Regions from separate parts of the Homo sapiens genome. Here all the other regions are linked to region 4. The links are chromatin loops, found by intact Hi-C in ENCODE. Cell type or tissue: ascending aorta. All regions are shown on one strand.

Region 1 (4,000 bases), 140 kb before region 4:
GCCGGCAGGAAACCACGGCTTTCTGCTTCTCCCAAACAGGGGAAATGAAACAAGGATGACAAAGAGAAGGCCAGAGGTGGATGTGAAGAAGGGGAGGGGAGGACAGAGCAGGAGGAGGAGGGAGGTGTGATCTCTCATCTTTACCAGCACTCTCCAGCCTCCAGGAAAGTTAGCAACCTGGGTGGTTCTTGTGGGGCTTTTTGGATGTGCTAATAAACACTGACTCCATCCAGAGCATCTTAGGAGTGAAGGTGACAGAGGGACTCCAGGGTTCAGCCTGCAGCAGGGCTCCACCCAGCCTCACACGACCCCCTTCCCCTGCAACTTTCATTTTGTATTTTCCTTGAAGCCACAATATTCCCCCAGACAGAGCACTTATATTAAGACAGAAAATTTCCCCTCCTATCCATCCTGTCTCCCCCCGAGGATGAAATGCCTACACTGGTTTTCAAGAGAACAGGCCCAAATTGTCCATCCGAGAAAAGAGCAAATGGTCTTATTCATTCCCTCTGTAATTCTCGCTGTCCGGCCCCACCTCCAACGCCATCCAAATAGGGCAAATTAGAAACGTAGGGAGCTTTGGCATGAGAGCCATTTGATTAGGGTAGAAGTATGATGAAATGTGCCCTGTTTTTTCTATCAGAGCCACTGCAATTGGAATAAAGGTTTATGCTCAAGAAACACCAGCTAGAACATTCTGTGCTGAGATTCTAAGTGAGATAAAGGCCTCAGGGAGGAGCCCTCCCAGTGATCTGTGTCTGTGACTTTTACTGGGGTCCAATGCCAGTGGTCTCAGCCGTCCTAGGTGCCCCTACAAAGTTTCTGGGTGGCTTTTTTTCTCTTAGGACTGGACTTTGGGCCTGGGATGTGGGGAGAGGAGTGGAGAGGGAGGCCTTCAGGAAGCTCCCCATCAGGAAGGTTGGCTTGTGAGCAGCTACACCAACAAAGAGGGTCCTGGAGTGCTGCCCGCGGCACTGCAAGACACTGGGACATCTAAAAAATGTCTTTGGCTCCCCTGGGCAGCCGAGAGGGAGGACCGTCTGAGGGAGCACGAAGGCTGAGGCCCTCACTTCCATGTGGGCTGCTCTCCTGCGTGTCCGGTAAGAGGAGGGCCCCTCATCCCAGGAACACCACCACCTTCCCAAAGGCAAAATCTGCTCTAGGCGGAAACACTGGAGTCCCAGCGTGGGAGCCAATGTTTTCACACAATATAAGGGATATCAGTTTGGCTGATCGGCGTCGGAGCCTTCCAAAAACAACCCCGCGCCCGGTGGTTTCCGCAGCTTGGGCTCTGCTCCCACACACGGAGGGGAGCCCTGGCTTTCAGACCCACCCGGGCTGCCCCAGAAAGGCTGACCGGGGTCGCCAGGGCCCCAGCCACTTGAACACCAAGAAAACAGCTTCAAACCGCCCACTATACTCTGCTGAGGAGCGGCAGCAGCACATTTTGCAAAATTTTCCTTCCTGTGCCTCACTGAGATTTTTCTGCCTGGGTTCCCCAAAAGCCCAAAAGGTGAGAGCAGATCTGACTCCTCTCGGCAACTTCGTTTGGTGGAAGGCGTCCTCCACCACGCCCAAGAAAACTAGCGCCGGCCCTGGCTGTCCGCCCTCCTAGCAAGGCTCAGGCCCCGGCCTGGGAGACCGCAGGGTGCCTGACTCTGGGGTACACTCAGTTGTCCCTCTGACGCCCTCCAGCAACCAGAGCGCCAGCCTGACCCCTTCCCTGCTAATAGAAAGCCCACCATGGGGACAGAGTTTCAGCAACAACCCAGCAGCTATTTTCATTTCCGTGAATCAGGAGTGTTCCTCCTAAAAGCCTTACCACTTTCTCCTCAGCATCATCCACATCATGGGAGGAGGATCCGCCCAGAGCTGGAATAGAGGACAAAAGGGCACCCGGGTCTCGTGTCCGCCCTGTCCGCTCCTTGGAGGAGAGACAGCTGGGCAAGAGAAGCGGAGCCGAGTGGAAGTGTGGGCTATGGAGAACCCAGGGGCCTGGGAGTCTTTCTCGCACAGGCCTGAACGGAACAGTGGGAGGCAACGGGTGCTCAGAGTTGAGGTCATCAGCCAAACCCAGCTCCGAGGGAGCAGCCCAGTGTCATGGTACAAACTCTGGGCTTGGTGTCAGCAGAGCTGGGTTCTGGCCCCAGCTCCCCCATTTCTATCTGTGAAACTTTGGCAAGCAGCAGTTCCTCTTTGAGCTTGGTTCTTGCAGCTGTGAAATGAAAATAATCATTCCTATATCCCAGAGTTGTGAGCATGAAGCAAAACCAAGTATTTGAAAGCAAACAGTCCAGTCCTATGCAAGTGTTAGGAAAAGTAATTTATTCCAAACTTAACCATTCCTGTGTTGATTATAGGAGAGAAGCAACTATGTTGGTGCTCACTAAATGTTTGTTTATTGGCACATGTATGGATTGGATAAGGGAAACCCTCTGGTCAGTGGACATCATGGAATATAGATGTGGCATAGCCAGGCCATGATAGATAGATAGATAGACAGATAGATAGATGATTGATAGATAGATAGATAGATAGATAGATAGATAGATAGATAGATAGATAGATCAGGCATAGCCTGCTTTTACCAGGAGGTTAAAAGCAAGAATGGCAGCTATTCAGCTTCAGATGCCTGAATCCGGGTTCAGATAGGCCACCTGGATTCTAGTGATTCCAGCATAATGGTAGGCTTTGGAGTCAAACAAGTACTTCTGCTAAGGCTGTGTAACCTTAAGCAAGTTGCTTAACATCTCTGACAATGATATATGGAAACTCTGACGATTTCTTCATCTGTGAAATATGGATGATAATAGTGCTTTTCTCAGAGGGCTGAGAGATCATTTAATGAGATAATACACATAAATATACAAAACTACCTAGCACTTAAGAAGTGTATAATAAATTTTCGTTTTGAAAGGTAGATTAGCTGAGAACCCCTAAAAGGATGTTGGAATAGTGGAACAACTTTCCACAAGGCAAGGAAGATTATGGACAGTTTTATAGATGTATCCTAGGTTTATTCCATGACAAGCAATGCTAATAGTGACCTTAGCGTTTATTAAGAGCTTGGTATGTTCAAGGCATCGCACTAAGCACTTTATGTGGTTTAGCTCAGGTAAGCCTCTGGGTTCTAAGACAAAAGACTATCTTAAGGCAAGTGTCGGGGAAGGCTGTGCTTTCTGCTTATGTGTATCAATGCCAGAGAAGTGCTCCACAGTTCCCTGGGATGTGTTTACTCCCCCAGCTCTTGGTAAGTTTATAAACCATTGGCTCTGAAAGTTTCCATGTGTCAAGCACGTGGGATCTGTTTTGCTCTAATTCACTTGGGTTTGCAACTGAAAAGCTGTTACCTTCCCAAAGTTCACCTGGGTGTGTGAAGATGGCTCAGGGGGTCCAGCGCCAAGAGTAAGTTGGGCAAATCTTCCCTCCACCACAGCAGCCTGCAGAGAATCCCTCCAACCCAGGGATGCTCCTTAAAGTCAAGGATGCAGCACATCTGTGTTTCTTCAGCACCTGGACCCAATCTTGCATGTGGCAGGCAATCAATGTCCTAAGGAAGGGAAGACAGAACTTAGTTTCCATCTTTTTCTCCATCCCCACCATCCACAGCCTATCTCCTCCTATCCCCGCACCTACCTTGTGTTAGCCATAAATGCGTTAATGGTCTCAGTTGAAAACAGGGTCCTCCCTGAGGCATGTGACACATCTGGGTAATTTTCAGAGGCTGGTATCAAGAGCAAGATCAGACCATCAGGGATAAAGCCTGGCCTCACCCATAGCTTGGCTGAGTGACACTGGACAAATTACTTCTCTCTCTGCACTGCAGTTTTCTTACATGTAAAATGTAGGTGAAAATAAGAGAACCTACTTCATTGTATTGTAAGGCATTTGGTCCAATGTTTGGTACATAATAAATCATTGTATATGAAACATATGTAAATATACAGTACACACAGCTACATATACATATATGCACAGAAATAGACACAATATACAAACA
Region 2 (4,000 bases), 410 kb before region 4:
ATATGAGCAGATAACAGACACCTGACCACATAAAGGGGGAAACAGACTTTTAGGCAGACGTTGAGTTGCGACGTTGGGGAATGATGACTGATTAGTGAACCACAGAGTGGGACATGCTTGGCTCCTCAACTGAAGCAAAGAGGAGCCGTGAGGCTGGAAGGTGAACCAAAGAAGGCGGGAGGCATGAAGTGTCAGGATCTATGAACATCTGGGGATGCTTAATAGAGAGGAAATGTAGACCTCCCACACGGTAGCACTTTTATGAGCTCTGATTATACACTAGGGTACAGAAAAAAATAACAGAAACTAGCACACTGGTAAATAAGAAATCTTCTTGATCTGTAAAACATGCTGCTTTCTCAAATCTTTCCCCTTCACACAACATATTTCAGAGGCAAATGATGCTGAGTGTATCAATGTGACAGGAAGGAAGCTAAGTGGGTATCTAGACATTGACATCTCCTGAAGGGCCAAGGCAGATGGCAATGCCCCAGCCAGCTTAGTGTCCTGAGGCACTAAGGGGAGTGATGGCCCCAATGTTCCTTTGGGAAATCTGCAAAAATGTAATTCTGATCTTTCAGTCTCAGAACCAGCACATGAGTTGGGAGGGCAGGGTGGGAATGGAGGGTGAAAGATGAGGGGGAGAGGGAGCAGGGCCTCAGCTTACTCATCCACTCACTCTTCATTCATTCATTCATTCATTCAGTACAATGTGAAGGTGTGTATTCTGGAGTCAGGCACAACTTCATTAAGATCTAAGGCCTACAGCTTGAGAGCTCTATGAACTTGGGCAAGTTACTTAGTCTGTTTAGACCTCAGTTTCCTCCTGTGATAAAAGGAAGTCCCTGACTCATAGAAGTATAATGAGGACTAAAATTCACCGCCTAGTAACATAATAACACCACTGGGTCTGGCAGGTAATGGGTGACCAACCAACATATGCTACAATTGTTGCTGTGTCTTTCAATAACCAGGTGACCAGCTCTGTGCTAGTTGCTCAGTGCATGAAGACGGTGGACTTGGAGACACAATTTTACCCTCCACTTGTGGAATGACACCTTGCCAAACTTTTTTTCCAGGCCTATATTTTTCTTCCCTTCTATTTTTCTTCCCACTTTCCCATATACAGAAAAGTTCATGAATGAAACAGAGAAAAGAAGACCTATGGTCAGAGAAGAGATGAGAAAATAGAAAACTTCTAGCATTCTATTTGTACCTGGCACACAGTAGGCACTTGATGATTGAATAAATAATGTGCTCCCAGGGACCAAATTTTCAGGAGAATGAACACTTTTACCTAATTTTCTTGGTGTTTTCATTAAAATGAAGTCACTCATTTGGAATTCAGGGGTTGTAGACTGATGGCTAATGGATCAGTTCTGGCCTAGCAACATGTTTTGTTTGATCTGCAAAGTATTTTAAAAATGGGAAAATGTCACATAAAAACCCATGTTTCTGGCTTCTACTGGAAAATGAGAAAATCTGGCAACCCTGGGCCTGCATTCCCCCACAGGAATGGTCAGAGGGATTGAGGGAAAGGCTGCCCGCATTCCATGGGACTTTCCCTCCCTATGGCCTTGGGCACCACTGCCCTCTAGTGTATTACAGCCTCCTGTGGCTAGGGCACTTCCTCCTGCGTATGTATTCCAAGCAAGGCAGTTTCACTGGGTTGTTTTGGTCATCTTGTGAGGGATCGCAGGTGAGGAATGTGGAGCAGGGAGGCCTCCTGGCACAGCCCTTTCTCAGCCCCACACTCACTCCCAGCCCTGTGCTCCTTCCCGGGGGCCTCTCTGCTTGGGCTTTGAGCCTGGATGACTGACTGAGATTTCACTTTCCATCCAGATATGTTGGCCCCATGTCAACACCGCTGACACCACCCTTCCTTTATGATTACTCCCCTTCTGGGCAACAAGAAAATGATTGAATGACAATTATTGTGGCATCTGATACAGGGGTAATTTCCCTCTGGTTAGCAAACCACATGATGGAACATAACTGCAGATTCTTCGCATACCTTCACCATGACTGAGAGTGATCCCACAGCCACGGCTTTACTGATTCTGAGATCAGAGCATTCAAAGCGAAGACAGAGGGTGCATCACCCTCCCGTAGTGCTGTGGCCTTCAAGCTTGCCCTGTCTTTTTGTTATCAATGATCAGTAGTACACTTTTATTTATTTTTTTCTTAAATGAACTCCAAAGAGACCTGATGAAACTAGAGCTTACCTTGGTCCTATATCCTCGGATCCCAGGAGGCCCAGAGAGCCCAGAGAGCCCAGATGGAAAAACAGTTGCCTCGTCTCTTTTACAAAAGGGGGCCTGAAGAGGGAACGAGACTTCTCCAGGCTCACGGAGGGAGTGAGGGGCACGGGGCACTCAGAGCGGTCTCATTCCAGGTCTGACGCCTTTCGCCTGTGCCTGCTGTCCTGAGTGATAGTCCCAGAGTAGCACCAACAGCCGGACCTCTGGCCTGTGGCTCCTGTGGAGCAGATACAGGCTTCACTTTGCAACATTTGAGCCAGGTCCCTGTTTGGCTGAGTGACAGCACTTTGGCAACCATCACTCTGAATTTCTGGTTTCTGGGTCTGTCAAGCCTGCTTTCTGCTGTCTCCACGGGGCAAGCAGCCTCCTCAATGGCTCCCGGGGATCCTGCCGCCTTTGCATTCCCCTCCAACACTGTCCCAGGGTTGGTCTGTGTCCTCACACGGCAGAGAGAGGAAACAAGCTCTCTTGGGGAGATATTACTTCCACTCAAGCGGGCTGTGCCCTCATGACTTCATCTTATCCTAATCACCTCCCAGAGACCCTGCCTCCTGCTATCGTCACATTAAGGGGCAGGGTTTCAAAATGTGAATTTGGGGGGACACAAGCATTCAGACCATAACAGGCATCCTTAGGAAAAATTCGAAATACAAGCAAAAATTTAAATGTTTGTCTTCCTACAGCTAAAATATGATTCTGAGGACATTAAGGGAAAGTTGGAATTAATCTGTGTTGTTTACAAACATCAGAATTAACCAAACCATTGTGTGTATAAAATACCTGCCTCCCACCACACATACACATAACGTTTATCAGGGGTTTTTTTTTTTTTTTCCTTTTTAAAGAGCTGCATATGGAACCAAAGATAATTTGTTAAAATTGAGATACAATTCATATATCAGAAAATCACCATTTTATTTTATTTTAATTAATTTATTTTTGAGACAGAGTTTTGCCCTTGTTGCCCAGGCTGGAGTGCAATGGCACGATCTTGGCTCACTGCAACCTCTGCCTCCTGTGTTCAAGCAATTCTCCTGCCTCAGCCTCCCAAGTAGCTGGGATTACAGGCACCCGCCACCATGCCTGGCTAATTTTTTAATATATATATTTTTAGTAGAGACAGGGTTTCACCATGTTGGCCAGGCTGGTTTCAAACTCCTGACCTCAAGTGATCCGCCCACCTCACCCTCCCAAAGTGTTGGGATTCCAGGCGTAAGCCACCATGCCTGGCTGAAAATCACCATTTTAAAGTATCCACTTCAGTGATTTCTAGTGTCCTCATTATGTTGTGCAACCAACACTACTATCTACTTCTACAACGTTTTTATCATTCCAAACAGAAACCTCACCCTTGTGCCTCCTTCCCACCATTCCCTGGCAATCGCTACTCTACTTTCTGTCTCTGTGGATTTCCCTATTCTAGACATTTCATGTAAATGGAATCATACAATATGTGGCCATTATGTCTGGCCTCTTTCACTTAGCATAATGCTTTCAAGGTCCATTTGTGTCTTAGCATGTATCAGTACTTCATTCCTTTTTATTGCTGAATATTTCATTGTATGGACCGACCACATTTTGTTTATCCATGCATCATTACTGGACATTTGGGCTGTTTACATTTTTGTCTATTTTGAATAATGCTGCTATGAATATTTGTGTACACATTTTTGTGTGAACATATATTTTCAGCTGTCTTGGGTATATATCTAGGAGTGAAATTGCTGGGTCATAGGGTA
Region 3 (4,000 bases), 1.4 Mb before region 4:
TCACAAGCCTTTTAGGCCTTATGAAGGATTTTGGTCATTAGTCTCTTAGGAGCAATTGGTAGCCCTCATATGGTTTTAAGAGGAGGGGATAGACATTCAATAAGTAATTTTTAGAAGAATAAATGAGTCTGTTAATCACTTATCTCCCAAATCACTTATCAAATTAAGTAGTTAGTCACTTATCAAGAGCTTGAATGTACGGGACACAGCAAAGGATGTTTTGGTAGAAAAAAGGGATGGGAAAAATCCGGAAGGTGAGGTGCTGTCTTAGAGTTGAGGCCCAGACACTGTGTCACAGTGGGGTCCCTGGGCCCTGCGGGAAGATCTGAGTACTGCGCACTTGGCATGGGTGTGTGGTTCAAGACAGATATGCTGAGGAAGAAAGGGGAGGATATTCCAGTGTCTTTAACATCAAAGACGCTTTGCTTACTTCATGACTTGAGATCAGGGTTAACCATTCTTGAATATGTTGCAGGTGGAAAAAGAGGAAAACCTAGTGATTATTTGAGGCCTTTACTGAGCCAGTCACATCTCCTAAACCAGTTAGAGGAGTTCATTATCTGACATGGTAAAATGCAGATGTCCAAACTGAAATGCAATTCAACCCTTATAAAGACATTTTCTGATCCTGACATTTACTGACCCTGACTTTCTATGTCTGTAAATTGGGAATAATGATACCTATCTCACTGGGTTAAATGAGAACATGTACATACTGTGCTCAGCATAGTGTCTGGGATCTGTGGCAGCAGCTATTTTCATGGCAATTATTCTGTATGTATGACATAACTTTAAAACTTCTCTAGGGACCAACAAGGCAATGCAATCAAACACCAGCACAGCCAATAAGGGGCAATACGGAGTGGTGGGGACTGTGGCAAACTGGAGAATCCTTACCTGTCCAAAGAGGGCAACAGCTCCTCTTTAGTTTCAGCTATTAGCTACTGAGCAAGAACTCAAAACAAGTGCTTTCTGACTTTTCCAGAAATGCTGGAAATCCTAATGCATAATTTTGTTATCCAATTCAAATAAAAAACTGCAAACAATAACAACCACCAGAATTAGCAACACTATGGAACACAAAAAACAGGTTCTGGAGCAAAGCTAGGCTGAAAGCAGCTAAAACAAAGTTTTACAAAGACCAAGCTGTTCTGGGAAGTCAGATCTGCCTCACAGAAAAGACTCTAAAAGCATGTGAAAGGTCATAATAAAATCAGGTGCAGGCCAAGCGCAGTGGCTCATGCCTGTAATCCCAGCACTTTGGGAGGCCGAGGCGGGCAGATTACCCGAGGTTGGGAGTTCGAGACCAGCCTAAACAACATGGAGAAACCCTGTCTCTAGTGAAAATACAAAATTAGCTGGGCACGGTGGCACATGCCTATAATCTCAGCTACTCAGGAGGCTGAGGCAGGAGAATCGGTTGAACCCAGGAGGCAGAGGTTGTGGTGAGCCGAGATCGTACCATTGCACTCCAGCCTGGGCAACAAGAGCAAAACTCCGTCTCACAAAAAAAAAAAAAAAAAAGAAAAAGAAAAAGAAAAAGAAAAAAAAATCAGGTTTGAAGGAAGCGTTCCAAATACATTCTGTGAAATGGCAGCATTGTTAGAACATGCAGGCACCAACCTCCCTCGGGAAGGATTTTGAAGAGGACAATGCTCATTGGGTTTTAGGTACTGGGGCAATTACTCAAATGTAATAATCTTGAACACACCCAGCTTCTGGGAGCCTGGAAGGTGTTTGCCGAGCTGCTTTTAGGGACAGTGATACCAGCAATATCCACTGGGGGTCTCTCTCATACAAATAATGGCATAGCTGTTCCCAGCAGTTAGAGGAAATGGCAGCCCTGGGACCTGGGGGGATCCAAGGGCAGTCCACGTCTCCATGGGAAGATGGCAGCAGCTCTGTGGCTCTTCACAGTGAAGTGACGACCTGTTGTTAAATGTTTAACAGAAGCCAAACTTGGCTTTTAGGGGACAGCTCTCCTGCCAGCCAGCCAGCTTGCCAAAGGAATCTTTCCTGTGCACAGAGAGCACACTGGGCTTGGAGACATTCTCTGCACAGTGGGATTTGGTGAGAATCTTAAGAGTTTCTGTTCAAGGTCAGTTTGTCTCTCTCAGACCGTGGCACCAAGGAACCTGCTGCTACCCTACTTGATGGGGCTGAACAGGAGATATATTCCACGCTTCACAATTGCCACCTTTCGGGAGCGGCTTCACCAGGTGAAGAAGCCCTGGTTTAGAGATGAGATCTGGGTTTGGGTTCTGGTTCTGCCCCTCATTAGCCATGTGACCTTGAGCAAGCCTTATCCTTTCTCGTTCTCGGTTTCTTCATCTGTAAGATTAGGAATACTCATCTCTAATACTAATCTCAAAAATTGTTTTGAGTGTTAAATAGGAACGAATGCATATGAAACTTTAGAGAAGGGCTTGGCAGATGTTTTCTATGAAGGGACAGATAGAAACTATTTTTGGCTTTATTGACCTTACAGGCTCTGTCTCAACTACAGAATTCCACGATTGTAGTAGCGTGGAAGCAGCCATAGGCAATTCATCAAGAGATCAGCAGGGCTGTGTCCACTAAAACTTTATTTTACAAAAACAGGCAGTGGGCTGGGTCTTGCTCATGGGCTGTACTTTGCCTATCCTCACAGCCTGTTTCTGTGAAGCCCGTGAGCTCAGGATGGTTTTATGTTTCTAAAGGGTTGTAAGGAAAAAACAAAGAAAAGGTGACAGTGCCCAGAGCGAGTATTTACCACCGGCTTCTTGGAGAAGCTGGCTGGCTCCGCTCTAGAGCATTGCAGGAAAGTCAGCCCAGGAGGCAGGCAGCTGTGTCCCTGAGTATCAGGGGGCCTGCCTGGTAAGTCACAATGAAACAGACAGTGGCCAGATGACCCCTGGGCCCTATCCAGCTCCAGGGGCTAGGGTCCACATGACTCTGATGACCGAGCTCAGGGGCTAGAGGAGGGAAGGGAAATGGCCCCCTAGTTCTCTTTTCAGTTGTCTATTTCAGATGGTCCTTATGAAAGAGGATCAGCAAAGCTTCCATCAGAAAATGAACCAATAATCAAGTGAATGGGGCTTTCGTTTCCTGAATTGTCTCTAGCCTGTGAGGCTGTGCTTCCATATGGAACTTCTGAGTTCTCTACGAACTCGAACAATGAGTCATGGGCGAGCCCAGGACTCCCACCCACTTGGAGTCATGGGGCTCTGACATGGAGACAAGACCACAGGGTTTCTGTCAGGCCAGAGCCCTGACCCCTCAGCTAAGATGTTTCTTCTTTGTTCTAGATTCAGTCATATAAGCAGAGGCAGCAGGTACTAGGCCTCAGAGTAATAGTCCCTGAAGAAAATAAAGAGAAAGTCTGTCTGAGAAAAGCCAGTTGTGCCAGTTAAAGAATGACCTATGGCCACAATGCCTTACTGGAGGGTGCTTGGGAGCCCATGTCCTCATGTCTGTTGTATCGGGTTAGGGAGATCCTGGTGCATTTCAGTGGGGAGGGGGTTGCTGCTGGTCGTGTTTTCACTCCTTCTCTCTCCTTCCCCAGTGACCCCAAGACAAAATGCTGTTAGGTAAGTGGGGTCTGCTTAGCCCCACTAAGTTCCCCCATCCACCATTAGGAATCAGTGGTATTGTTATAGTCTACCAGGACCGACCTGGTGCTGCTCAGAACCAGGGGCTCAAGGCAGGGCCTCCCTTCATCTTCTTAAATTATTCTCTAGCAGCTCTGAGTCTCCCAAAGATTGGTCCTAGAGAAAAGACTATGTCATTTACTGCTTTTTCTGATGGTAAAAACATGCATATTTACTGCAGAAAATTTGAAAAATAGAGAAATGTGTAAAGAAGAAAACGTACAAAATAACTTTAGACTCAAAACCAATCTGATTAAATCAGGAAATCATTATTTATTGAGCACCTACTATGTGCCAGCCACTGTTGTTCTTGGTGCTGGGGACATAGCAGTGAAAAAAAAACAAAGTCCTCCCCTTCGTGGAGCCTATAT
Region 4 (4,000 bases):
GCTCCTAGGGCTGGAGACATAGAATGCCTAGACTTCTATGTAGCTGGCCATGGAATGTCCCCAGCAGATGTAAAACTAACCACTTGCATTTTTATTTAACTGTTCTGATTGTGTGCCCCAAACTACAGGATGATCTCTCAATGTTTTGGTGGGAACTGGAAACTTCTAGAGCTAAATTAGCTGCCAGAAAAGAACTGTTCACCGTAGGCTGGAGACCCATTGTCTCCTTCTGTGTTCCCAGCTTTTCATAAATGCCACTTCAGACTGTGGGATAGGCAGGTAGGAAGGTGGGCCACTCAAACTTGTCCAGCAATGTCTTGTTTTCATGAAGTCATAGAACCTCAGAATTGAAAGGGATCCTAGAAGCCATCACAGCCTTCCACCCAGGGCAGAACACCCCTACATTCCTTACAGGTGCTCATCCAAACTCAGTAGGTCTCAACTCATCCTGGTGAGGAAGCCTGGCCTGCTCTTGACTGGTTATTAGAAAAATGCTTCCTCATTTAACCGAGGTAATCCCAGCATTCCATGTATTCCTGTCTCAATAAAATCTCATTCAAATAAGAGTCTAACAACCTAGAGTAGGTGAAAATGCAATTCAAAACATGCTGGGAGTTCTCAAAAATTACTAAAAAACAATCATCCTCTTACAATCCTTTTTCCTCATATTTCTCTTTGGATCTCCTACTCGGTGTAGAGGCTCCCAAAACTCTCCCTCTTCTGACTATTCCCAACCAAGCCCGCAAGCAGGCTGCAGCCTTTCTCCACGAGGCCCCCACCCCCATCCTGCACAACTAATGATGGTGGATACTCTCAGCCTCTCTTGCTTTTTAATTTTCTGTTGTTTCCTGTCTTACCCCACTCCCCAGATTCTGCTCTACAAAAGGGATCCCAGGAGCTTCTTGAATATTGACAACACTTATTTTTTTAATTCTTTATAACATGTTGATGGAAATAGAAGCATCTGCATGTCAGGAAGCTGTCATACTTCTCTAACGTCTTTTCTTCTCCAGTCTACACCATCCCCATTTCTTCAACTGACCCTCCAATGGCACAGCTCCCAGAGCCCCAGCACTCCGATGTGCCATTCCTTTTGATATCACCCTTGAGTAATTCCCACAGTATTTAAAAAGAGATGCACAATTATTGTGGATAATAGTAATTATCCACAATAATTCAAGTGTGGTTTCACAACACATAAGACTGTGGAACTCCATGAAAAAGAAGCTTTATGAATGAAGCTGAATAATGCATTACTTTTACCACATTTTCTTAAAAAATAAAAATAAAAAGTACAACTCTGTTCAAAACTGGACACTAACTTCCCGAGGGCCCACCACACTCCCATAGGTAGGCATGTTGTGAGTGGAACGCCGATGGACGCGGGCCCTTGGCACGACAGGCGGGGCCGAGCACTCCTAGGAAGGCCACTGTGTGGGGTGGCTTGAGGGGCTCTAGGGAAACCCCATCCTTCCCATCAAAAATATCCCCACCACCAGGACACATCACTGTCCCATGTCACTCAAAGGCATTAAAAGCAATTGGTAAGTCGCAACTAACCCAACAGGAGGAAGACACCCTCAGGAATGGGCATTAATTAGGGTCTTAGCTGAAGTTATTTCAGATATTATTGGCTACCGCTAAAGGAAGTAGGGAAAGTTCTGAATGTGCCATAGGTGAAGGTTGTGTACCTCCAGGGGGAGCATGAGGTGAGGTGAGGTGAGGGGAAGGCAATGAGAGAAACAAAGGGTCCATGTGAAGAGAATGATGGCGCCTGGTAAGGAGACTGGCCTGAGCCGTAAGTGCGTCTGTGCTGCTTGGCTCAAGCTGCCAGCAACGGGAGCGTAACTGGTTTCACAAGGCTCCCAAGTGGAGCCACACTGCTCGCGGCCTCCAGTGAAGCACACGACCAGAGTGCCCTCTAGCGGGGGGAACGAGCGCTCACCACCCCTCAGGTCCAGGTATTAATAGATCAGCATGGACTTGAATTTTCCGTTACCCTGCTTCAGTCATTTGGTCAACAAGCATTGGTTGAATTCCCACTATGTGCTAACACTATGATAAACACCAGGGGAACATGTGAGTAGGCATGATCACCACTCCCAAGAAGTTTATGGCCAGACTGAGGGGGTAGGACGAGTCGGGGAGGCGTGGGTGCCAAGGATGCAGGCTTGCAAAGGCAGAAGGGGTGGATGGGCCAGGAAGGTCTTCCCAAGAGAGCAGACCCTCATGCTGAGGAGATGTTTGCTGGACAGACAAGTGGGGGATGGGCATTAGCACAAATTGGAGATGTTCTGTCCCCACCTGGAGAAAGAGAAGGTGGGGGTCATGGCCAGAAAGGAAGCTGGAGAGGGGCGGATAGGGGGAGATCATGGAGAGCTTGGCCTTCATTATAAAGATGACAGGAAGCCACAGAGGCATCAATCAATTTTGCAGATTTATAAAAGGATCACTCTGGTAAAGGGAGCAGCAGCTGAACTGCAGGGAAGCAAAACAGATGCCAAGTTTAAAAACGAGGGCCAAAATTAGGATCAAGATGAGGGAACCGCAAAGGGGAACAGATGCGAAGGAAAGAAGGTCAGCAGGACTTGGTGCAGATTGGGTGTGGAGGATAAAGGAAATAGAGGGGTCTCCACTGTTAGTGGAGAGGGGACTCGACTAACTCTCAGCTCCAGCTTGGGAGGCTAGCTTGATGGTGATGTCATTCGTCAAGCCAGGAGTAAAGGAGAAGGAGCAGGTTAAGAAGAGAGATGGTGAGTTCAATTCTGAACATGCAGAATTGGATGTGCCTGCCAGGGACACCAAGAGGAAATTCTGGGAGGTAACTGGTAATTGACTGTTTAGTCTGAAGCACTGGGAACTGATCTGGGAGTTGGCAGTGACCTATGGCATTGGAAGGGAAAAGCTCTCTCAAGGTAAGCACTCAACATGAAGAGAGAAAAGAGCTGAGGACAAACCCTAAGGGAAAGCTAATGCTTAAGAGGCAGTCAGAGAAACAGCAGCCCCGTGGAGACTACGGAGATTGAGGTGGAAAGAGAACAAGAAAAGAGCTGAAGCCAGAAAAGAGGGAGCTGCAAGAAGAAGGGTGTGACCAACTTCATGAAATGGCTACCAAGACAATGTCTTGTAATGAGTTGAAGAGTCAGTGGGCATGAGAGAGGGAGTTTGGTCTTGCCGGCATTCAGCTTTGTGATCTCTTCAATTTGGATTCTTAAAATGTCAGTTTTGTTTCACTCTACCGCTCTGTGTTCAGGACACTCAGGTAACTATTTCTTAGGGGATGCAAATCCTTGCTTTGGTAATACCTGTCACAAGACTATGAGAAGGATTCAATAGGATCATTTACATAGAGCACCTAGAAAATTGCCCAGCACATAGTAGGCACTCAAAGCTTCCTCCCCCACTGAAATAACATACTTAGGAAAGTAAATTTAATAGAATACAGATGCACATTAGATTAGCTGGTCTCTAGGCTGACCAGGTCATGGCTTCCACCACTGAACCAGGTAACCAAGAATGGTGTCAGGTCAGTACATAAACTCCACCAAGTGGGCACTGTGATCCGGTGGCTCATATGTTTGCTGGGGATCAGAAATTGGATCCTGATATTTAGATTCCTTACTAACCTTAATGACTCATTACAACAATACTGTAAAGATGGATACCATTATTCCCTATTTACAGGTGAGGACACTGGACTTACAGAGGTTCTATAACTAGCTCATTGTCACACATTCTGTCTTGCAAAATGGGGTCCCTTTTTAAACTGTGTCATCTTCAGGATGTCCCTTTGGAAGATTTAGGATGAGAGGGAATGTACAGGTGTGCTCGCAGGCACACACACAGACACACACACACACACACACACACACACACATTGTACTGAATGGTAGCCACTCTGAGCCAAAGCCCAGTTTGTTCTCAGCCCTGCAGCTAGCTCATTATCTCATCCTTACTAAGCTTCTCTCATTGCTCAGTGCCTCAGTTTCTCTATTTGGAA
Region 5 (4,000 bases), 200 kb before region 4:
CAATCCAGTGTTGGTGGGTTGTCTGACAGTCACAAATGACTCTGACCGTTGTTGGATTCAACAAGTATTAACTGAGCACCTACTATAGGCCAGGTCCTATGCTAGGACCTAGGGAAACTGTGATAAACATGGCCAGGGACTAATAATCAAGCCCCCACTAGAACATAAGCTCTCTGAGAGCCGGTACCACTGCCAGCACACAGTGCCTGGCATATGGTAGGCTCTCAATCAATAATCTTTGGAGTATTTTTGTGTTTGTTGTTTACATGTTCTTATTTACTCAAGATCCTTGAAGTCCAGGGACAGAAATAGAGGTAGTTAGGGGCAGAAAGGAGCTCTTATTAAATCAACATGTGCAAGAAGAATATGACCAACAATTTAGGGGGTGAGGATGGAGCATATAAGCAAACTTATAATCTGCTTACATCACTTAAAGTTTCCCCCTTACATACCACATGGAAAAGAACCACAAGTGTCCCAAATCCTTTTGTCCTTCTGAATGATGCCACAAGAACACATACAAATGCTCTGCATTCAACAACCAAATTCTCTGTTATTCTAAAAGTTTAATTTCATACCCAAATTCTCAGGCAGCTATTATGTAAGGCTTGGGGCTAGTGCTTTCCAAACAAGTTTATACATGACATGATTGATGGATGAATTCATCCTGTTATCTGGAAATTCTTTTGTTTAATTGACGATGATAAATTTCCTAATGGATCACCTCGACTATGATACTACTTTTGTAGAAAGGGCCATTCACAGTGTTCCCTGGCCTCTTGCCCTCACTTCCAAAGTGTGTTCATACACCAGCCTGTATCTGAACAAGTCAGAAGTGGACAAGCCTAAGGCTGGGAAACAACAAGGTCACACCAAAGCTAAGGCTGACTTCCAATTCCAGGGCTTTTTGCCTATTTCATCCTTCTCAGAGCATGTGTAAATGGAATGAACTTTCTTATGGGAGCAAACGTGAAAATAGAAAGAAGTAAGACCTCAAGACTAATCTGAATCAAGGGAGTTGGAAATGCCTAGTCAGGGCTTCATCTTGCTCAAGTGCCATCCATTAAGGGTAAATGACCACCCCCAGACTTAGGACAGGAATCATCTGCTTCACTAAATCCCAGTTCCCTGGAGGGTGCCCTTCTGCTAAGTTGCACTGGCTGGTGTTACCAGCAATAGGGAGATTCTGTGCCCCACCTTCCCTCCCTGTTACTCTCCTCACACCTACTTCTCCTCTGTGGCATCCATACAGGGTAGGGGTCCAACCCACCTTTGCTATAGGAAGAAGCGAAGGCACAGACAAGCTCAACACGGGAGGGAGTGGGGCTGTAAATTTCCAAAGAGCTACGAATCCCCTGGAATGCTACAATTAATGATGCACATTTGGTGACAAATTTGACTTCAGGGGTATTTCTCCCTTGCTCATTTTATGCTGGGGTGGGAACAGCCCTGGCAGAGGGGCAGGGGAAAGTCAGGCAAGCTCTCCTGTCAGGCTGAATCGAGGGAACTCAAGAAATTTTGAAGGGTCAGGAAGAATTTGTGTGGGGCCTGGAGTGTGGAGAGGGGGGCATGGGGGCCTAGGGTTTGCTGGCTATATCAGTCTGGGGTCACAGACCCCTTGCAAAACTGATGAAAGCTGCGGACCTTCAGCTCAGAAAAGAATATTAGCATTGCACACAGTCGCGCAAATCAGCCTACAGTTTCAGAGGGGCCAAGGACTCCGGGAAGTTCCTGGAACCCAGGGCCTTAAGTTAAGGTCCCGGCTCTAGCTCCTGACTCCTGAAGTCCTCTGCCCCTTGTCCCCATGCTGGACTTGCCGGGCCTGGGGGCCTTCTAGCTGGTTCTGCAGCCGCCTTCCCTTGTCAGAGGAGCTTGGGCACCTGCCCCTCGCGGAGCTCCCCCTGGGTGCTCACCTATCCTGGGATAAGGAAAGGCGCCCCGAAGAAAAGGAGCAGCCGATGCCTGGGGCACCGAGGGCGACGCCGGGCAGACCAGGGAGGCACTGGCGAAGGGCAACGCGCGGGGGCAGGGCGGAGAGGTGAGGGAAGCTGCGAGCAACTCCGCCCAGCCCCAGCCAGTCGGCCCAACGACCCCTGCCGGTGCCCCAGAAACTCCCCCTCCCGGCTTTGCGCGCGCGGCCCCTCAGACCCCAGTGGGTTTCCCTTTGACCTCTGAAGGTTTAAAGTCCTTCTCTGGCTGGGTCTGGCCAGCCCTCCAGGAGCGATCCGTCTGTAGTCCCCAGGACCCCCTCCAGCCGGGCACCACAGCCCAGCCACAGCAGGTGCGGGGCTGGTGGTGGGGAGGGGAGGGATGGGGGCCAGGATTTGGAGCGTGTGACTCAGGAGTACGGGAGGAGGGGCTAAGAATTCAAGAAGCCTGTGTGAGAGCAGCTCGGCGCTCCGGCACAGCAGAGAGCGCTGGGAGCCGGAGGGGAGCGCAGCGGTGAGTCAGGCTGCCCCGAGCCGATCCCGAGAGGGGCGCAGCGCGGGCGCGGGCAGGGGTGGCTGGGCTTCGCGGGAGAGTTTGCAAGGATACCGGTCTGGCGAGCTCTCTGGTTACCCCCGAGGCTCCCGCAGGCCGAAGAGCAGCCCTGAGAAATGTCCCGAGTGGGTGTGGGGGCGCGGGACCCTCGCGGGAGGACGAGTCGGACCGAGGGAACAGCGTTAGTTCTGGTCGTGGAGTCCCTAGTCCCAGGATGGCCTGCAGTCCAGGGAGCAGCCCTGGCGCCTGCAGAAGCCCACGGCCATGCCAGGGTCTAGCTCGAGGGCTAGAAGTGGATAACGCGCAAGTGAGGGAGAGCGAATGGGCGCGGAGAGGGATGCGCCGGCAGCTGGCGCGCCAGGGCGGGAGGAGTGGCGGCCAGCACCGCGGGGGGAGCGCAGAGCGCGCTGGCTGAGGTGAGCGCCGAGTAGGGAAAGTGCTGCGCGGCCCCCAGGTAGGGGGAGGAGCGGAACGGGGCGCGCTAGACCTGGGGCAGTTCCCTCAGCGCGTCTCGGAAGGGCTGGGAGTCGTGACTGAGGGCCCCGGGGGTTAACGCAGGAAGTCTGCGAGCCAACGCCGGGGTCCGTCCGGCGTACCGGGGCCCTCCACGGAGCCGCGTTGGACAACCTCAGGTAGAGGTCGCCAAGGTTCAGCCCTGCCACTTGGGTCACACGCTTCATCTCCAGCTGTCTGCTGCCAGGTGTGGGAGAAGCGGGCGTGGAAGGTTAGGGCGGGGAGCGCCTTGAGTTCAGGCGAGGAGGATCTAGGGGAGGGAGAGAGGACTCAGGGGTCAGGGAGCTGCAACTTTGAGCCAGCAGAAACAAGCAGCTTAGCTCCCTCTAATTACAAACCTCCTTCTAAAAAAAAAAAAAAAAAAAAAAAAAAAAAAAAAAAAAACAAAAACAAAACAAAAAAAATTTCGAGATTCTTAAGGAAGGTGTTTCGTGCTTGAACTTTTTCTTCTCTTGTGATTTGAGAGATTAAAAAAGAGCCTGCTTGCTAGGCTGGTTTTTCCAAGTTGTTCCAGGTTGGAAGTTGTAACAGTTCGAAGGATAATTTATGAGTGTTTCATGCATTAAAGTGTATTACAGCAAAGCCTTTTGGGTGCTGTGGGTATTAAGGAAAACTTAGTGCACGTTCCCAGCTGGAAACCAAAATAGTGCTCTCCTGGGTGCCTCTGCCCCATCTGTCATCCAAGGCCAATGGAAATCCTGTAGAAAAGTCACTTGATTAATTGTTCTGGCTCCATCCTCTGGGCACACCCACTGCCAGTGCCAGTCCCCTCCTCCCCAATCCATGCACAGCCAGCTGCACTCTGCAAATGCAGAAATGACAGTGGAGACCCCATCAGTAACTTCTCTCCAGGGTCCTCAAACTCTTGAAGCCGTCAGTTAAGTCTGCTGGAAGGGAATCTTTCCCCTTCTCGAGGCAGTGCAGAAGGGCAGCAGCCATTGGCCCCTGCCAGCCCTTCTTATCCTGTGTTTACAGTTTCCTCCTGAATGTCTGAAACTTTCTCCCT
Region 6 (4,000 bases), 630 kb before region 4:
ATCTCAAACTGCCATACTCAGTTATCAAGAGACATTGTTATGAAAACTTAATTGAAGGCATAAGGATTCTCCCCTATATGCTCATCGCTGTCCAGTTAGCCTAGAACTCCAAAAGAATGCCTTTGGGTGGCCAGTACAGGCAAGGACATTCATTTCTGATTCTAATTTTTTTTAAAAAAGAAATATCTTTCTATCATCCTTCTATCTATCTATCTATCTATCTATCTATCTATCTATCTATCTATCTATCTATCATCTCTAGCTCCCCCAAGTATATCTGTCCCCAAAGACTATGCAAAATCATGAACAGAAACTTCCCCTGGGCTTACCATCCCTCCAGACACCTTTGATCCAAGAGTGCCCTTTTCACAGTGGGTGCCGGCCCAGCAGAGACCGATAAGGAAAAGTTCACCACAGGAGTTAATTTGATGCCCCTCAGGCTGCTAAAGCTGGAGTGAGGCATCATTAGGAGAAAAAGAACACAGACCTTGAAGTCAGGATATCTGGATTTAAGTTCTGGCTTTGTCTCTACTAGGCACAGGACACAGGGCAAATTACGTAATTTCTCAGAGCTTCATTTTCTTATCTATAAATATGGAAAAATAGTAACTATCATGCAGCTTAAGAAATGATTAAATAATAATAATGTTGATTAAATGCTTACTAAGTGCAGGGACTGTTCTAAGCACTTGGTATGTGTTAGCTTGTTTAATCCTTACAATAATTCTATTAAGTAGGTACAGTTACCAATTCCATTTTATAGATGTGGAAACTGAAGCAGAGAGGCTAAGTTGTCCAAGGTCACACAGCTACTACAGATGAAGGCAGTTGTACGTAACACCTACACGGTACTACTCCTGAAATCAGTGCGAAAACGCCCAAGGGGCTTCTGGGTAGCCTGTTTAAGATGGTTTCAAGAGTCTTCCTTAAACAGAGTTGCTCAGCCTCTGGACCCGGGTCTGATGATGCCAGCTGTACACCAGCATGGCCGAGAAGTACATGGCCTGGAGGCGCTGCTCATGCAAAAGTGCAAACTGAGGAGGAGGCCTGGGCTCCATTAGTGAAGGTTGAGGAAGGGGCGGGCCTTTGTTGAGATACTTGTCAGGCGCAGCATCAAGGGAAAAAATGGCTCCGGGAAGTCCATGAGTGGAAAGAGCGAACATGCCTTTAAACTTTCTTCATGGTCAAAACATCTATTTTGTCCTCTTAATCCTCTAGACCCCACACTTGCACTAAGAAAAATAGTCTGTCAGCTTCCAGGGCTGTGGCTGTTAGGGGGTAGGGGGAAAAGAGGAGGCAGTTCCCAGTGTCCATCCAACAGGCAGTGTGGTCTCAGCCACGGACAAATAGCTGGAGGGGAGGCAGCTCCCTTCCCCCTCGCAGCTTAAGGCGGCTTCTGACACTTTTTATCATAACCGACTATGACCCAGTATATACAGACACACACAGACACACACACACACCAGAAACAAAAATTTCATATGAACTATACTTATTATTATTACTTGGGGAATTAAATTTTTTTTTCTATTTTTATCCTGTTCTCTTCTATTTCATTTTAAAAATTGATCTCAACCTATTAAGTTGATTTCCCTCTCCAGTGAGGAGTTGCCATCCCCAGGCTGAAACACCTGAGGAATTTCTAGGAATTAGAAACTCATAGCTCCTCACACTAGGGCCACCCCATTCATTCTAAGAAACTCCAAGGGCACTGTGGCCAGTCATGTATATTTTGTCTGCATCTCTAAGGGATGTCAATGAAAAAAGCCAGAAACAGCTCCATCCACAGAGTGAGGAGGTCACTGCCTGATGAGGGGCACTTGAAATACCATTCAATTAGTCATGCATCTGCCACCTAATTTTTGTTGGGGCCCTGGGATAGATGCTGTGGATACGGGGAAAATGAGACCCTCAAGTGGCTCACAGCTGAACATGGAAGAAAACATGCAAACTAAGAGCTACAGTGCAGGGAGGTTGCTGTAACAACACAGCAACTTAGAAGTTTATCAGGGAGAGTAGAGGAAAGAGGAAGGGCCAGAGTTGGTTTGTGAAATGAGTAGGAATTTACTGGCAAAACAGCAAATATTCTGATGGCTCTCAAGTATTTTTCCACCTGCTAGCTTTTTCCTAAAATTTGGCCAAGAGGGCCTCATTTCTTTAGGGTAAGATTTTTGTCCCTACTTAGTCAAGGTCCTCTGGGAGAGGTAGATCTTTGAGATGTTGCCAATTACTTACATCCCCTGAGTCTGAATTCTGTCGTGAGAACAGGGCTTGACAAGGGGAAGAGGAGAAGGTGGAGAAGATAAGGTCTATACAGCTTAGCAAGAAAAAGGCAAGTAATATGACACCAGGAGGCAGCAAACTCAAACTTTGCTTTCCAATCTGGCCAGAGTCCAGCTCTGGAGGGCCCAAGGGTCATTGTATAATCCATAGTTCTATGCAGATGTTCTACACATGATTGTTGAATGAATGAATGAAATGTTAGAGCTCAAAAGAACTGTGGGAGTCATCTAGGTTGCTCTGAACCCCTCATTTCATAGCTGTAACCCTGACTTAAACAGCTGGCAGTTCTGATTCCTTGGGTATTCTTCATCAACAAAGCAGCATATATGATTTAGAAATTTCAGAGTATGTGGAAAAGAACTAAAAGGCAATAAAAGTAATCACACCAAAATAAACATGGATAATGTTCTGGTAGATTTCTTTCCAGTATTTTTTTCTATACATAAATATACATTTTTCAATTGGGAATTATACCATTTATACAGTTTTGTTTCCAGCTTTTTTTCACATCCATATATTGTATTTCTATATTATTAAACAGTAATGTTAATACCAGCATAGTATTCCACTGTATCATCATACATATTTTTAAAATAATTACCCTATATTTGGATCTTGACACAATTTTTAGAGTTTTAAAAATCTTCGCTTTTCATTGTTGTTTTAATGAACATTTCTTTGATTTCTGGCTAAAGTTTTCTATAAAATTCTTTTGCCATTTATGTATTTTTTCTTTCATAAATTATTTTTCTATGCCTTTTCTCATTTTTCTATTGGGGTGTCAACACAAATTATAAAGGGAGTTGCAATTTTGCATGCTGTCTCTTACAGCTTCCACCAAGATAGTAAATTTAGTCACACCACAGTGGCCAACTTCCATTAGCATTACAGGACTCAGAGACAGAGGACATGGGCAGGTAATTCAGTTTCTCCTTGCTGCTTTGTTTCCTGCTTCCTCTTTTTCCTTGAAACTGCTGTGCAAGCCACTGCTCCTATCATGTCCTATAAATATTGCCAGAGAAAGTCCTTCATTTCTCAACCTGAGTTGAGAAATGTCACCATTTCCCTCAGGTTGAAGTGCTTGAGAGATGGCATGCTCTAACACGGGCTTCCAGATCAGATAGACCTGGTTTCCTTGTTTGCAAGATGGAGATGACAGTGCTGTTGTGAGGATTGAATGAGGCTGCCCAGCAAGAGCATAGCTCTGGCACACAGAAGATACTTAACAAATGCTAGCTTCTTTTAGCCCACACTCACTATTTCATCAGGATTCTAAACACAATACAGCTAACCCCATCAGTTGATAAACTGAGGAAATCAGGCCTTGGGAGCTGGGTACTGGAAATGCAGCCATCTTGCTTATTCACAGCCAGTTTGATTTGCTCCTCCTCTTATTGCTTATTCACTCCTCCTCTCTGGGGCTAGAGAGGAGGAGTGAGTTGCCAGCGGTCACAGGTCGCTCTCGATGTACTCCTGTTTGGCATTCCCTCTGCTCTCAAGGCTTTGCTGAGCCTGTGTCGGCTATGTCCAATCACCTCATCCATGCCATTTATTAAATTAGGCCTTGCCCCATTTTCAGTCATGGTTCAGTCTCACCTACTTTGAGAGGTGCTTCCAGTTTCCTTCTAATCCTTTCTACCTTACTCTTTCCCCCCATGGAGACATGGGTTGGATTTTTCCCTCTAGATTAGAAGCCTCATGAAAACAACCTGAATTA
Region 7 (4,000 bases), 330 kb before region 4:
CTGAACCCATGGCAAAGGCAACTTTGAAGGTCTGGAGTGGGGTGCTGTCTTAGTCTGTTTGGGCTGCTGTAACAAAATGCATTAGACTGGGTAAACAACAGAAACGTACTGCTCATAGTTCTGAAGCCTGGGAAGTCCAAGATCAAGGTGCTGGTAGAGTCAGTATCTGGTGAGGGTGCTCTATTTCATAGATGGCATCTTGCTGCTGTGTCCCCACATGACTGAAGAGGCCAGGGAGCTTGCCTGAGCCTATTTTAAAAGGGCACTAATCCCATTCTTGATGGTGGGGCTCTCATGACCTAATCATTTCCCGAAGGCCCTACTTTGTAATGCCATCACACTGTTTACTAGGTCCCAACACGTGAATTTTGGGGGACACTAACATTCAGACCATAGCAGATGCCAGTGCCTCTCCTGCCATAGGACTGGGTTTGTCGGGGTAAAAGGAAGGGGGCTGCTCAAGGGAGTGCAGAAGCCTTGGGCTTTTGGGTCTCCCCTGGTTTCACCCTTGGCTCTCAGGGTGGGATTCAGCAGATCATATAGGTGCTCTGGGTTTCCATTTTCCAGCAGGGACTGGGGTGGAGACTTAGCCTTGTCTTATGACTTCCTAGAAAGTGGGAGCCTCAGTGAGACAAGGGGGCAAAATAAAGACATTGAAAACGAAACTGAAAGGTGTCCAGACCCTTAAGTAGCCTCTGGTGTGTAAGAGGCCAAGCTGTGCTCAGCCAGTCACAGAAAACCCTGCCTGAGGTCTCATTCCCCTCCCCATCCATCAGTGACACTTGGGCTTGAGGGCCAGATCCTGGATGCCTGATTATAAACCTGATCCTGACTCTGGTTTCTGAGCTCCTTCTTGCCTTATGTGTCTCAGGCTTTCCAGCTGTATAAAGGGAATTTTCTAGGGTGTTCATATGCTTCTCAGCTCCTCAGTCAAAGACAGTGGAGAACATAAAAAAAATCGCAGCACTATTCACAATAGCAAAGATATGGAAGCAACCTAAATGTCCATCAATGAATGCCTGGATAAAGAAAACATGATATATGTGTGTGTGTGTGTGTGTGTGTGTGTGTACACCGTAGAATACTACTCAGCCATAAAAAGAAAGAAATCATGTCTTTCGCAGCAACATGGATGGTACTGGAAGCCATTTTTTTTTTTTTTGGAACAACTCAGAAACAGAAAGTCAAATACCACGTGTTCTCACTTGTAAGTGGGAGCTGAATAATTTGTATGCCTGGATGTAGAAAATGCAGTAGTCAACACTGGAGACTTAGAAGGGTGGGAGGTGGGTGAGGGATGAGAAATTGCTTAATGGGTACAATCTACACCATTTATTCAGGTGACAGCTAAGCTAAAAGCCCATACTTTGCAACTACACAATATATCCATGTAACAAAACTGCACTTGTACCCCCTAAATCTGTTTTTTTTTAAAGGCAATGGAGAAAGAGTGGGCCTTGCAGGCAAAGAAAGCCTCGGGTCCAAGAAAGAAAAGAGATAGGGAGGAAGGAGGGGCCGAGCCAGGCACTCACATCCGGGTCGTTGGTAAGGGCCACAGGAGAGCCTCATTGAACTGTCTCCACTTGGCACTGAGCCAGGCCACATTTATGACTCCCTCCTTCAGGCTTTCCTGGACTGTGGACATTTTTTAGGGGGAGGTCCTGGCCCAGGGAAGTGAAACAAAAATAGAAGAGACCCGTACTTTCCCTGAATCACCCCCTGCTTCTAGCACAACTGCCCTAACCTTAACCCAGGCACTTAAGAATTACTTTGTTTCCTAAAGCCTCTGAAGGGAAATTTACAAGCCTCCGTGAGTCACCTGTGCTGGCATTAAATAACCCCCGACTAAGTTCCTCTTGTTTTTTCTGTGATCTCCATCACTGCAAGGCCATTTTCTCATTCATTCCTTCTGCACGTGTTGAACAACTACTCTGCGCTTGCACTGGGCCGGATAGTGGAGATATAGGTAAAGCAGATAATCACTGCCTTTAAGGCACTCTAGCAGGCAGGGAGACAGATGAGGAAACATGCAATGGCATCCCCTTTGAGGAGGTGAAAGCTGGGAATGCCGGCCTCAATGCTGGACAGGGGGAGGCAGTGCCACATGGGGCCTATAGGTGGCAGCAGAAGCCCACCACAGCCTGCTGGGGCTCTGGGACACCTGGGGGCAGGTACTCAGCCAGGGGATAGAGGGTAAGGTGGTCAGATTAAACTGGATTGGGCAAGGAGAAGTCGGCATAGCCAGAGCACCTGTGCACCTTGTCCTTAAGAAAGATGAGGTTAGGCCCAGTCCCAGTTCCTCAGCTTTTTGTCCAGATACCATCCTCTCACCTTTGGGAAGCAGAGTTTAAAAAGAGACCTAGGAAACTCCCAGCATACTGAGCTGTTCTCGGTGCATGTCAAACACTGCACACCCCCTGTGCACTGCCCACAGCAACTCCGCAAACTAGCTGAGTTATCCCCATTTTATAGATGTGGAAAATGAGGCTCAATGGAATGAAGGTGGCTCAGAATTGATGAAGGGCCTGACATATTTCCATAAAGACCTCCTGGGCTTCACCGACATGAAGATTGTTTAAACAAGCCTGGAGGAAGATGCCCTCAGCTGTTGTCCAAGAGGCCCCAGGGTCCCAGGCAAACTTAGCTTTGCAAAGTAGCCTTTCCCCATGCCTATGTGGACTTTCCCTTACTTCTCGGCTGCAGGTCGTCCTTCAGTTCCACTACTTTTTCTTTTTCATACCCTGCACATTCTATTTACTGTCCCACCATTGTGCCCCACAACATGAACACAACTTTCATGCCTGTCAGCATAAGGTTATAATCAAAATGACTTGTCATAATTATACAGCAGTTTAATATTCAGAAAGTATTTTCAGCCGAGTGTGGTGGCTCATGCCTGTAATCCCAGCATTTTGGGAGTCTGAGGTGGGAGGATTGCTTGAGGGCAGGAGTTCTAGACCAGCCTGGGCAACAAAGTGAGACTCTATCTCTACAAAAAATAAAAAAATTAGCTGGGCGAGGTGGCATGTGCTTATAGTCCCAGCTTCTTGGGAGGCTGAGGCAGGAGGATCACTTGAGCCCAGGAGATCAAGGCTGTAGTGAGCCATTATTGTGCCACTGCACTCTAGTCTGGGTGCCAGAGCGAGGCCCTGTCTCAGAAGAAAAAAACAAAAACAGAAAGTATTTTCACAATTAAGATCTTATTTGATTCTCACCCTCCCCATGACGCAGGTAATTTCATTATTCTCCTCTTATGGATGGGGAGATGGAAGGTCAGAGAAGGCTTTACCCCAAAGATGATGCATTTCCCACTATTCACTCCAAACAGCCTTTTGCCCAGAAACTTTACTTTTGCCAATTCCCCTTTCAGAAAATCACTTCCTTCTCCAATTCCTGTTTTCCTCCCAGGTCTTTAACCCTTCAAAGCCCTGCATGTGTACCTCATCTAGGAAGCTTACTTCCAGGATTCCCGTCCACACTGGCCTCCCCTTTCCCTTTGCCCCTGCACAGTTTTTTCCTGGGGCCCCACAGCTGTCACTGCACAGCTTGAGGCTTGTGGAGGTGGTGCCATATGGTGTGGAGGGCATAGTAGTGGGCAAGGGGGCACATGTGAATCCAGGTACCTCCTCTTACTACCTGTGGGATTCTGACCAACTTAACCTGTCTGGGCCTCTTCTAAGCACCTCTATGAAAATGGGCTTAATATTTGCACCTACCTCAGAGGGTCTCTGTGCAGATTAAATGAGCTGCCCACTGCTCAGTCAATGTAAATTGAGTGTGCATAAGGCAATGAGTGCACCCTGAGAATGGGTTCATGGAAGCAGATCTCAAGAAGCGCCCTGCCTGATGCTCTGCACGTAACAGCTGAGAGATTTCTATAACTGTGTTTCAAAAGCCTGACTCCCCTTCCACCCCTGGCCCAATTTTCTTCTGAATCTTTTCTTTTGGAAGAGAACAAGGAAGGACATTTTCCACCTCCCTATACCTTTACAGGGAGGTG

Evidence for each region. Hi-C counts contacts between places; a loop is a spot of excess contacts. Peaks named below come from ENCODE experiments on the same cell type or tissue, not always from the same donor. Only the 100,000 strongest peaks of a DNase experiment are listed, where the experiment ranks them.
Region 1: it touches region 4 in a loop (2.2-fold over the local background); 19 of 110 quality-filtered maps call a loop at or near these places.
Region 2: it touches region 4 in a loop (11-fold over the local background); 7 of 110 quality-filtered maps call a loop at or near these places.
Region 3: it touches region 4 in a loop (4-fold over the local background); 3 of 110 quality-filtered maps call a loop at or near these places.
Region 5: it touches region 4 in a loop (5-fold over the local background); 25 of 110 quality-filtered maps call a loop at or near these places.
Region 6: it touches region 4 in a loop (4-fold over the local background); 23 of 110 quality-filtered maps call a loop at or near these places.
Region 7: a loop joins it to region 4, with 7 times the contacts of the local background. A loop is called at or near these places in 96 of 110 quality-filtered maps.

What each region holds. Positions count from the first base shown.
Region 1 is chr1:115,281,063-115,285,062 of GRCh38, reverse strand. It overlaps NGF-AS1 (NGF antisense RNA 1), which reads right to left and starts at 2,029. Exons shown (of 2, transcript NR_157569.1): 1 at 1,823-2,029. In ascending aorta, no CTCF peak of the experiment used is centred here; DNase peaks (open chromatin) are centred at 632, 1,092, 1,640 and 2,022; H3K4me3 peaks cover 1,761 bases; H3K27ac peaks cover 3,064 bases.
Region 2 is chr1:115,543,928-115,547,927 of GRCh38, reverse strand. No RefSeq gene overlaps it. Among named protein-coding and RNA genes, the nearest start is that of VANGL1, 96 kb to the left of the region's middle. RefSeq lists an enhancer at 1,235-2,122. In ascending aorta, a CTCF peak has its summit at 1,594 (motif pointing left); a DNase peak (open chromatin) is centred at 1,637; H3K27ac peaks cover 946 bases.
Region 3 is chr1:116,497,021-116,501,020 of GRCh38, reverse strand. The region is part of intron 1 of LOC112268235 (a long non-coding RNA gene); the gene reads right to left. Among named protein-coding and RNA genes, the nearest start is that of LINC01762, 20 kb to the right of the region's middle. RefSeq lists an enhancer at 1,887-1,986. In ascending aorta, a CTCF peak has its summit at 1,783; a DNase peak (open chromatin) is centred at 1,830.
Region 4 is chr1:115,136,998-115,140,997 of GRCh38, reverse strand. No RefSeq gene overlaps it. Among named protein-coding and RNA genes, the nearest start is that of LINC01765, 39 kb to the right of the region's middle. In ascending aorta, a CTCF peak has its summit at 1,923 (motif pointing left); a DNase peak (open chromatin) is centred at 1,887; H3K27ac peaks cover 2,730 bases.
Region 5 is chr1:115,336,646-115,340,645 of GRCh38, reverse strand. NGF (nerve growth factor) reads left to right here and starts at 2,397. Exons shown (of 3, transcript NM_002506.3): 1 at 2,397-2,442. All of the region lies in intron 1 of NGF-AS1 (NGF antisense RNA 1), which reads right to left. In ascending aorta, no CTCF peak of the experiment used is centred here; DNase peaks (open chromatin) are centred at 2,385 and 2,859; H3K4me3 peaks cover 2,078 bases; H3K27ac peaks cover 3,820 bases.
Region 6 is chr1:115,763,120-115,767,119 of GRCh38, reverse strand. The region is part of intron 1 of CASQ2 (calsequestrin 2); the gene reads left to right. Among named protein-coding and RNA genes, the nearest start is that of CASQ2, 3.6 kb to the left of the region's middle. In ascending aorta, a CTCF peak has its summit at 2,354 (motif pointing right); no DNase peak of the experiment used is centred here.
Region 7 is chr1:115,467,986-115,471,985 of GRCh38, reverse strand. No RefSeq gene overlaps it. Among named protein-coding and RNA genes, the nearest start is that of NGF, 130 kb to the right of the region's middle. In ascending aorta, a CTCF peak has its summit at 2,126 (motif pointing right); DNase peaks (open chromatin) are centred at 1,592 and 2,137.